Linked DNA regions of Homo sapiens: region 1 is linked to region 2. The links are chromatin contacts, found by Hi-C or POLR2A ChIA-PET in ENCODE. All regions are on one chromosome and are shown on one strand. Each heading gives the region's core, a stretch centred on a gene start or an enhancer-like site at or near the end of the contact. The rest is flanking DNA. Distances are from core to core; before and after follow the strand shown.

What was found. Hi-C counts contacts between places; a loop is a spot of excess contacts on that map. ChIA-PET counts read pairs that join two places held with the same protein, here RNA polymerase II (POLR2A). Pooled maps may share reads with other maps.
Region 1: a map of naive thymus-derived CD4-positive, alpha-beta T cell shows a loop between it and region 2 (4-fold over the local background). The contact joins the promoter of ELF2 here to the enhancer-like site in region 2. A Hi-C loop is called at or near these places in 1 of 168 maps with a recorded cell type or tissue (naive thymus-derived CD4-positive, alpha-beta T cell) and 7 of 50 pooled maps. POLR2A ChIA-PET finds 5 or more read pairs at or near these places in 1 of 52 experiments (activated T-cell).

What each region holds. Positions count from the first base shown.
Region 1 is chr4:139,175,364-139,180,587 of GRCh38, reverse strand. It overlaps ELF2 (E74 like ETS transcription factor 2), which reads left to right and starts at 3,370. Exons shown (of 10, transcript NM_001331036.3): 1 at 3,370-3,621. It overlaps LOC105379412 (a long non-coding RNA gene), which reads right to left and starts at 4,433. Exons shown (of 4, transcript XR_007058273.1): 1 at 4,240-4,433. RefSeq lists a cis regulatory region at 1,909-2,033, silencers at 2,400-2,779, 2,790-3,749 and an enhancer at 4,350-4,399.
Region 2 is chr4:140,091,416-140,097,065 of GRCh38, reverse strand. The region is part of intron 1 of MAML3 (mastermind like transcriptional coactivator 3); the gene reads left to right. Among named protein-coding and RNA genes, the nearest start is that of MAML3-AS1, 34 kb to the left of the region's middle. RefSeq lists enhancers at 1,982-2,031, 3,991-4,842. Within about 2 kb of position 1,250, at least 36 of the 41 ENCODE cell types and tissues checked have a DNase peak (open chromatin) inside an H3K27ac peak, as active enhancers do.

The DNA of each region.
Region 1 (5,224 bases), core at 2,121-4,620, 920 kb after region 2:
GTTAGGCACCTTGCAGGCCAATATGAAGGAAGCAGATTGCTCTTTCTGCTGTTGTTTCAGTCAGCTATCACAACACTAATTCCAGGAACCAACTACTCCAAAACACTATTACTCCAAAACGCTATTACTCCAAAACACGGCTTGAAACAACAATCCTTTATTCTCTAGGTTGCTGACCCCAAGCTGGGACTGGCTTCAGACCTGCTTCATATTTCTTTGACCAGCAAACTAGCCAGGTATGTTCTTCACATTGTGAAAAACAAGAGTGCCAGAGAGGGAAGGAGAAACATGAAATACCTCTTGAGGCCAGGCTCAGAACTGTCACACTCACTTCTGCCTATCTTCCTTTGACCAAAAGCAAATGGACTGATCTAAGCTCAACATGAACAGGATGGAGAAACATCCTATCTCTACTGAGAGGAACTACAAAGCCGTATTTCAAATGGCATGCATGCATGGAGTAGTGAAAAATTGGGAACAATAATGTTATCTACCACTGTTATCCACCTGGGACTTTCCAGCTTACTGCCAATCGGCAGTGGGAGAGAATTTCTTCTCAACGTGGCTGACAACAGAAATTATGTGACTTGGCAGGTGATATCTGTCCCTAACAACAGGAATCAGTCTTTGTCTTTGCCGGCTCCTTAGTATGCTATGTTATGTTATGAAGATGCAATATTATTGATTATTAATTAATTCCTTACAAATATCAAATTGGGCAATGGTTCCCATAAGTGATAAGTTATTTACAAGAAGTGAGATAAAAAGACTCCCTTAGAAAGGGTGCTCTGTTTGCAGAATCCTGTTTATTGTGTATTAAAGATTTGAATGTTACCAAATTGTTACAAATTCTTTAGTTCAAAAGGGTGTCAACAGTCCCATGATTTAGAACTCAGGAATCCAGAAAACTTTGTCAAGAGTTAAGAGGATCTTTGATTAACAGTCACGGTCTCCAGGTTTCCTCTGTGTTCAAGAGTAAAAATTTCTTAAATAAGAATAAGAGCCCTCGGACTTGCTTTTTTTTGAGACGGAGTTTCGCTCTCGTTGCCCAGGCTAGAGTGCAATGGTGCGATCTGGGCTCACTGCAACCTCCGCCTCTCGGGTTCAAGCGATTCTCCTGCCTCAGCCTCCCGAGTAGCTGGAATTACAGGCACACACCACCACACCCGGCTAATTTTTTGTATTTTTAGTAGAGACGGGGTTTCACCGTGTTAGCCAGGATGGTCTTGAACTTCTGACCTCAGGTGATCCGCCCGCCTCGGCCTTCTAGAGTGCTGGGATTACAGGAGTGAGCCACCGCGCCCGGCCTTTTTTTTTTTTTTTTTTTTTTTTTGAGAAGGAGTCTTGCTCTGTCGCCCAGGCTGGAGTGTAGTGTTGCGATCTCGGCTCACTGCAACCTCTACCTCCGGGGTTCAAGCGATTCTCCTGCCTCCCGAGGAGCTGGGACTACAGGCGTGTGCCACCACGCCCAGCTAATTTTTGTATTTTTAGTGGAGACGGGGTTTCACCATGTTAGGCAGGCTGGTCTCGAACTCCTGACCTCAGGCAATCCACCCTCCAGGGCCTCCCAAAGTGCTGGGATTACAGGCGTGAGCCACTGCGCCCGGCCCAGAGTTGCTTTTTAAGAAAGGAAGAGAAGACTCACCCCCAAGAAAATAGAGGCAACAGCAGTATTAACAAAAGAAAGAGATCATTACATTCTTAGGCTCTTCAGGGATTTAAATCTGGAGCCTCCTGCAGCTTTCTGACATTTGAGCCTTACTCTAGGGTGATTTCCACGGTTCCCACGTCCCTTTCAAGAGAACAGCTATCACTTATATTCCTCAGTGTTTCTTCTTTGCTCCAGACTGGTTGTGAAGCCGTAAAAAGGGTAACGCTGGAGCCCAGAAATCAGCTGGTGAATACCGCGCCAGGTGCCAGGTCCATCGCGGCGAGGCTGCAGGAGCCCTGGAGGGGAGCAAAAGGAGCCCCGCGCGCACCGGACAGGCTGTGCTCTTTGTTAAAGAAACAAATACAGAAAACGCCGCGGCGGGGAATGGTGGTGGTGAAGAAATAGACTGAGGCGTTTGTATGCATTAACTGTGCCTACAAAGCCCATTAAAGAGACGCTCCTACACAGGGCAACCCACGGCACCGTGTCATTGGCTTTTGTGCACTTGAAGGCGCGTGAGAGTGCCCCGCTCGAAGGCTCCCCTTTGTGTGAAAGTGTGGAAACCAGAAGCGTGCAGCCACTGCTGGGTTTTCGTTTTCGAATTCGCAGGCACTTGGGCCAAAATACTCCCACACCAGAACACTCTCTCATTCTCGCACCAACAACACTCAGACTTGAGTTACTTCTCCGTTGCGGACCGCGCAAGGAGCGACAATGGCTAGGTGCGAGTGCCCGCAGCTCCCCGGGCAGCTCCAAGGGGCCGCCCGCCGCGCTCCGCAGCTGCGCGCTGGGCCCAGCCACCCGACAGCCAGCAAACGCCGGCACCAACCGCCGCGCGGCCGGGCTGTTGGGCGGGTGGTAATTTCTGGGAATGGGGCGGGGTCGCGGGTGTACTACGCCCGGCTTTTGCTAGCGGGGAGGAGGAGCTGGCGGCGCCGAGGGGCGCGAGGCTGGCGGGGCGGTGCGCCACGTGCGTCACCGGCCGGGGCGGGGCCGGCGTCGCGCTCCTGCCCGAACCCCCACCTTTCACTAAGCCAAGGCTGAGGAGTGGGAACTGGAAAGACCGGGCTAGGAGTTTTTGCAAAACCTCGCCCCCCTGTAACTGTCAGACTGCCCGACTGTGGGGCCGTCTCCGGAGAAGGGCGAGAGTCCTGAGTTGGGGATGCGGTGACGGCGGGGCCTGCGGGGGCCCTGAGTGGCGAGGGTGTGTGCGTGCGGTCCCGGCCGGCGGGGGAAAGCCGGCGGGCGCTGCAGGTGCACGCGCGGCCCCATCGGCCTCACACGCCTGCCCCGTGCGGCAGAGCCCCCTGCACCAATCCGGGGCTGGAGTGGAGAGCGAGATCGGGGAGCCCTGGGCAAGGAGCCGGACAAGTGACGAGCGTCTTTACCTGGGAAGGCGGGTTTGGGAGAAGTTGGGCGAGGAGAAGAGGGCGGGATTCAAGACAGCAAAAGAAGCAGGTTCGGCGGGCTGGTGGGGGCCCGAGGGCGGCGGGGCCCCGCGGGGTATAAATAGCCGGCCCGCGTTTGACAGGCGCTGCGGTGACTGGCGGTGCCGCCCCCGCCCCCCCGCCGCGTGGGGAGGGGAGGAGCACTCTGAGCTGGCGGGGAGGGGGAGGCGGACTCCAGTGTCCTGGTGGAGGCGGCAGGAGGCCGAGGGGGAGGAGCCGAGGCGGGGGGTGGAGGGAGGGGGCCGGGAGCGGAGCGGGGCGGGGGCAACCATTGCTCCCAGCGCCAAGCTCTGTGTCGCCGCCGTCGCCTAGGCGGTTGGGGGTCGGTGGGGCGGCGCGGGCGGGGGTCGCTGCGCGGGGCGGCGAGCCTCTGTTTTGTCTCCTTCTCTCCCTGTGGAGCGGCTCGGGCTGCTGGGGAGGCCCCGGCTCCCTCCGGACGCTCGGCCAACGGCGGCGGCTAGTCCGCGGCCCTGCTGAGAGGGAAAAGGACGCCGCGGTCTTCCCAGGCGTCGCGGAGAGCAGGTAAGAGCGCGGGCAGCCGAGGCTGGTGAGAGGGAGCGCGAAGGGCGCGGCGATAAAGCCTGGCTGTCCCGACTGCCGCCGCCTCCCTCCGCGCCCCCGCCCCGCGCTTGTGTTGTTTGCTTCGGGGTTTGCGGAGGGGTTTTCCGGCGGCTGCGGCGGTGACACCGGCCGGGGGCTGGGGGAAGGGGGCTGAGTGTCCCCAGGCAACGGTCGCGGAGCGGGACTTGGAGAAAGGGGAAGGCGCGCTGCGCGCCTGCCCGCGGGGAGCGCGGGGCGCGGGGCAGGGCTGAGGGAAGAGGTTACAGACCCCGGCGGGGGGGATGGGCCGAGCGCAGCTGGTCTCTCCGTGTTTACATCTCTGCGCGAGTCACCTCTGCCGAGAAGCGGACTGAACTGACCCGCCTCATCCCGCGGGGAGGCCAGGGCGGGGGTCCGGCTCCGGAGGAAGCGCGTCCTGGGAGGGTTTGTGTAGGGCGGGAGTCTGCGGCCGGCGCCGGGGCTGGGCGGCGAGCTCGGGGCGGGACCTGGGAGGCTCCGGCCGCTCTGGGTGGCGGGCAGGCGGGGGGGGGCGCTGGACACCAGTTTCCTTCCCTGTCGTGCCTTATCGCCGCCGCTTACCTTTCCTTCCCGGCGCTGCTAGCTTGCACGACAGGTTGTACTCGGCAGTTCTTTTATTCTCGCTCTCCACGCCGGCACCGTGCTGCCATCTCCCCCTATTCCCCGGGAGGTAGGGAGGCTTTGCTCGGATCGGAATCTGTTTCTTAAGCAAAACAAAAACGGGCTCGTAACAGGCACGTCCAGTGACCGCCTTCTGGATCCTCGCGAAGCTGGTCCTCAGGGACCGCGCGACGGGATGGTCTAGGGGCGCGGAAGGAGGACAGGGAGGGCTCTGCCAGGGCTGGATGCTGACTCTACCCCAGGAGCTTTGTGATCAGGGTAGCCGAGCCCTCTCTTCTGCTCCATTTGGGCATTTTTATTCCATGTCCATAAAGGACTCAAAAAATATTCCGTGACACCAAGAATAATCCAGATCGCACAGTTTCTAATCTTTTTCCCTCTGCCAGCATCCTGGATGGACTCTTTCTAGGAGGCAGATTCGCTGCAGAATAGCCTTTAAGTTTAGTACTTCATTAAATGAGGAAGAGGGGGACACGTCATTGTAAAACTGTTAAAAATTCCCCCCTTTCTTGTGTTCATGAACATTTACTTCAGCTTAATGGTTTAAATTGTAATCCGGTGATGAGAGAATAGTAATCGTGTGTTTGATAATCAGATTTGTTTTCCTTTTTATCTGTGATTCTCTATCCTGAAGTAAATTATGCACTTTCTTTGGTGCCAGAATCACGGAAGGATGTATGCTTTACTAAGAAAGGATTGGATATTTGTGTTTCAGAGTTTCTTCAAAAGGTAGAATGACTTATATAGGACTGGAAACCATTAAATTACATTTAAGGGAATTTAGGAATAATAAAACTTTTTATAGAGCATTACAGTTTACAGAGTACATTCATGTAAATATTATTGAGACGATATCTAGTAGTTAAACACATGAAATAGAAAATTGGAATATCCTGGGCATTTGAAGTTTGAATATTTATGTCAA
Region 2 (5,650 bases), core at 1-2,500:
GCTGTTTTAGGCTGTGCACTCTTGGTGGGCAAGGCCTGTGCCGTGGCTACTTAATAGTTCCATGCTGGATGAAGTTAAGCAATGGCTCATTTGTCAGGTATCTCAGCAGCAAAATTTCCAGATAAATGCAATCTACTTCAGTAAATGCTAAAACTCCTTAAAAAAAATCACCTTGATAGAAATCATCTTAAAATATTCTCTCAACTTCCTTTTCTCTGCAGGTAGAAAATATTGCACAGAATGTAACTCTCTCGGTATCTTGCTCATCATCGTGAGGGTAAATATTGTACCTTTGTGTGATGGTGTCATTAGGGTTTGTTAATATGTGTGGAACTCATTGTCCCTCAACATGAGCCATCCCAAGACTACTATGTACTTTGTGTTCTTTTAAGGTTTGTCAGGGTTCTCTTCTGCACTGCTCCCACGTGTCAGTCCCCAGCAGCCTCTTGCCACCTCGCCTCTTCTCATATTTTACATCAAATAACTTGCTGTGACTGAGGAATGAGATCGCATAGATTATCAAGGTGAATGTTAAGCAAGAATAAATAGGCCCTGAATGCAGACTAGATGACCCCTTCCACAAGTTACCTCTTTAACTTGTGTGTGGACAAGCATGTGAACTTTCGGATACGTATTTCAGCTTCTCAGAAGTGTGTCTGACTGAGGGTCCATGCTGTATTCTGGTTAGTTAAGGTTTCAAGATAAATGAGCTGTCATTCTGTGACTCATCGAGAACTGTTTTAAGCAGCTACACAGCCTTGGAGAATAAAGGATGTCTAATCATCTCCAGTTTCCTGTCCTGGTTGACGTCATTGTCACCGTCATCATCTTCAACTCCATCAAGTTATTAAGTACCCCAAAGTGCGTAAGTTGCTAGACAAAATATGTTCCATAGACACAACCGTTGGTGTCTAGGAGTCTGCCTTCTTTAAATAGGTAGCACCAGAATGGGTCTAAGGCATACTTAGGTATTGATTGCCCTGTGGTAGGTAATAGAGAGCATCAGCTAGTAATCTGAAAGTACAAATGCAATATCCCAATTGCTGAGAACCTGCTGTGTGTAACAGGAGCCCACAGTGTGTAACTGGGTGCTGAGACTACACAGGGAAATATTACCCAGTCCCTGCCCTTTAGGAGCTTGATCCAATGACAGAAATGTGTATGAAGCACTTAGCCCAGTCTGGAGGTGGGGAGTCCGTGAACAAAGTCAGAGTTATTAGCTGGGTGAAGGGGAGGAGGGGCCTTTCTCTGGAGAGGGTGGAGCCTGAACAGGAAGCAGGAAGCTTCCTGTGGCGGGGTAGGAACCAGTGCAGGTCCCTGCTGCAAGGATTGAGTGGGTGACAGTGGAGAGGAACATGGGTTCTCAGATGTTATTGGGGGGCTCGGAGGGTAGGGCAGAGGGACACAGGGCAATGGAGTTAGAATTCTGTGTTAGGCGGCCCCTGGAAAGAAGAGGGGGCAAGAAGGGCAGTGAGGAGGATGGATTTGGGCTTGAACTAGGGCTGTGGTCTTATCTCTAGATTCTGGGGGCTGGATTTGAGAAATGTGTGTGAAATAAAATTTAGAAAGCTTGCAGAGGATGTAGGAGATGAGGAGAGGGGACAGTTAAGCCTGACCCTCAGCCTGGAGCGCAGGGTGTTGTTGCCAATTGGGGGTCAAGTGGGAGAGAAAGATGAAGGATTCAGGTTTGGATATGCAGATTTGACCGTCTGTGGAGATGCTCCAGAAGCAGTGGGGGGTCCAGACGAGGCTCAGTGTGATCTCCAACATGGACAGTGGTGGGCCTACTGATTTGCTCTGTGAAAGTTGGGGAGAGCAGCTGGGATTTCTGGGAATAGATTAGGCAGGAAGGAGAGGTTCTTCCTATTCAGGCAAATTGAATCTGAAAAAAGAGAGCAAAGAAAGATGTGTGGCACCCCAAGGGCAGGTACTCTGTGACGTCCTTTGAGAAGGAGGCGGGGCTCCTGCCTGAGGCAGGGTCAGGGCAGCCCCAAGGCTGTGGGTGGCTGCAGCCTGGCTGCGGAGAGGCACCTCTGCTGCAGTCAGGGGCTTGGATCCGTCCTGCTGATTGGCCTGGGTTTTGCTCTTGGCACTCAGTGGCAAGCGTCCAGACCTCCACTGGGCTGCCACGCACAGCTAGAAGGGTGGGAGAAGAGGAACTGGTCTTTCCATACAGCGTCTTCTGGCTTTGAGACAAAAGAAAAAGAACAGCTTATTGCACACTTCATGACACAGAGAGACAGCTATTGATCAGCTGAGAAACATTACAGACAGACAGACAGGAAAGGAGGAAGGAAGCGGGAAGATGATCAAATAGTTTGTTCAGCTTGAAGCCGCATTTTTACAAACACAAAGAGCCCAGAAGAAGAGAAAGTTACTTTTGTGTGGGTCCTTAATTAGGAAGTTCACGTTGGCCACCGGCTATCTTAGGAACTACTCTCCATTGTTTGAAGTGCTCTGTCTTCATCAGAGATGGGTCAGGGTGATGACTTAAATGAGCGAGAAAGGAGTAAATTGGTTCCAAGTTTAAGGTTTTCTTAATTAGAAGGCCTGAGAGAAGATGAGTGAGGACAAATCCGAGTTTCCCTGTGTGTGGCTGGCCATGGTTGGCGGTCGCAGCATCACAGCGTTGGCCGGCTGCTGCTTAGCTTTATTTTACTTGTGATTTTTCTTTGTTATGCACCGAACAGATTCCCCTCTCTGGTATTCAGTGGGGAGCATATAGCCGGAGGATAGCAATTAGCTATAGCTAGGCCTGCTCCTCTTTGCACAGCTCAAGATGACGTGTACAATTACTTTGGCACCTCACCAGCTCTTTCAGACCTTTTCCATGCATGATGGGAAGACAGGTCCATTCTCTGAGAGTCCCTCACTCCCTCCCCCTCCCAAATTCCCCCTTACCTGGATGAAATCCTGATGTAAATGGACCTTGCCTGCAAATAGAACTGAAGGGACCTGTTACGTCATCAGGCCTGGCAGAGCTCATTGGCAGAGAAGTTAAGAGTTTTATTTTAGACCCAGAGACCAGGCTGTGCAGATCCAGCTAGAACAGGTCTCTTCTGGCTCAGCCTCAGCTGCTGGCCCTCCTGCTGTGGTTACTGGGGCTCCAAAGGATGGAATGTCAGGGGGATCATGCTGCACAGTGAGCAGGACAACCTGACGGCCAGACCGAATGCACTCCAAAGGAAATCTCAGGCTAGGGTAATACAGCCAAGGTGCTGCCTCTACAATCATGGGAGGTTTCAACCTTCTGGGAGAAAAGCCCTAATGCAGCACATGATGGTATAGATTTGATCCAGGAAGGCAGAGTAAACAAACTATTTAAAGACATGAGTCTTGGCTGGGCACGGTGGCTCACGCCTGTAATCCCAGCACTTTGGGCGGCCGAGACGGGCGGATCACGAGATCAGGAGATCGAGACCATCCTGGCTAACACGGTGAAACCCCATCTCTACTAAAAATAAAAAAAAAATTAAAAAAAATTAGCAGGGCGTGGTGGCGGGTGCCTGTAGTCCCAGCTACTTGGGAGGCTGAGGCAGGAGAATGGCATGAACCCGGAAGGCAGAGATTGCAGTGAGCCGAGATAGTGCCACTGCACTCCAGCCTGGGCGACAGAGCGAGACTCTGTCTCAAAAAAAAAAAAAAAAAACAAACAAACATGAGTCTTAGCTTTTGTGGTTAGGATCCACTGAGCAACCAGAAAGGATATCTTTGCAGAACTGAAAAATCTGGACACATGGTCTGGCAAGCTTTTTTTCTGATTTAGTTATAAAAAGTCACATCTGGTTGTGCCTTGAAGAAATTTTTTTAAAAATGAAATTGTGTTACCAAGTATAGAATGTATCACCAGTCTATAATATGGCAATAGAATGCAAATATAATTTTTAGATATTTCAACTCAGGACCGCCTAAGAAAATTCATATGTTCCTCACACTTTGGGGCCAAGTTATAGATGGGTGAACAACATCGTGCCTGGAAATCTGCTCGCATAAAAGAGCAGCGAGACCTATAAAGTTTTCCTGTCTTCACATTTGTAGGCTAGCCCTGGGTGGATTTCACAATAATACAGTGCAGGAATCCTTGCCACTTCCTCTACTTGTCTCTTGTCTGCTGTCACACTAAGCTGCTAAAGTTTCTGTTGCTTTAATATCACCATCCTTATTATTGACTTGGTACTTAGGGCTCAAATTTTTCTTTTTGGTTGCCTCAGTGTACAGCCAGGCACAGCACAAAACTGGAGTGTGGTCAGGTAGTTTTGGGTCCCTTCTGGAGCTGTTTTGGGAGCCTCTGCGATAGGAGAATACCTTCCAAGCTCCCACAGAGCAGCAGGGAATGAGGTGTGGGCTCCACCCGCCTCTGGAAGCCAGTCGGCTCTCCTCCCGGTGTTTTCTGTTCTGCTGTCGACTGGGCCTGGCCCCTGATGGCACACATTGAAACGCAAATGACAGCAGTAATTGGCTGAGAGATAAACCACGATGAGTGAGTGAGCAGTGCGGCGGGGAGTTAAGTGGCTAAGTGACAATTACTGCTCTGCAGCCTCCGGGATCAGGAGCGGCCGCGCCGTTTGTTCTCGGTTTTAAAGGAGCAATAGCACATTAATTGGAGGAGGGCTTCTCGGTTAACATGCCTCACCCGGCTTCTCATCTGATGCTGCTTTGAGGAGTAGGAGTAGGTGAAGGATTGCCTTGTTGATGATCTTCCCCCAGTCCCACTCCCCCTTTTGGATTAGAATTTTGGAAACCGGTGTCCTTGATTCTGGTAGAATGATAGTTGGTTTACCTTGAAGATTTTCTGAAAGTTTCCTTGCAGGAGGAAGGCACCTGTTGATGCTCAGTCGCAAGGTTTCGGTGTCTGCATCGGGGAAAAGCAAGGAGTTAAATTAAGTCTGAGTTCCCATCTTTCCCTCCAGACAGTTCATTAACCCTCTGATATTATATATATATACGTATATATATATATACGTATATATATATATACGTATATATATACGTATATATATATAAAGTTTTTATCTCAAAAATGATCTATAAGCTAGATAGAGCAATGGACAACAGAGATGATACCCCACTGCTTTTTGGAGTGTATAGTCTCGTTTGAAGATAGGAAATAAATAGATAGGAAATAAATAAAACTATGGCCTGCTGTTTTACCTGCTCAGAGTGGGGATCCTTAGTAAGGAGAATCCTGGGGTCCTTGGAGAGAAGAAGGTTGCAGTCCTCGAAGAGAGGAAGGTTGCTAGCCTGGGTCTGCCCTGCTTTCTTCGAAAGGCCATTTGAACCCTGTTCTGGGCATAAACAGCCATTAAGATGATTAGTTTGGGCTTGATAAGTAGACTAAACAAACCCTTGAACTAGTTGGGAGCCCTTTCTCTCCTGTAATCTGCCTTTCTACTGCATTCAAACTAATTTCTCAGGGTCTGAATACCTTACAAGTACTATCTAATGGGTGTATTGTTTTTGTTTATGTGGTTTCCTTCAGCCTCAGCAGCTTGGTCCTTGGTCCTGTTTTTTTTTTTTGTTTTGTTTTTGTTTTGTTGTTTTGTTTTGTTTTACACTAATCATTCCCTCTAGTTGAAAGGGTTCTAACCAGCCTCTTGCCTTGTGCAAGGAATTAGTCATTTCAGGAACAGGAACTTGTCTGCTTTGGGAC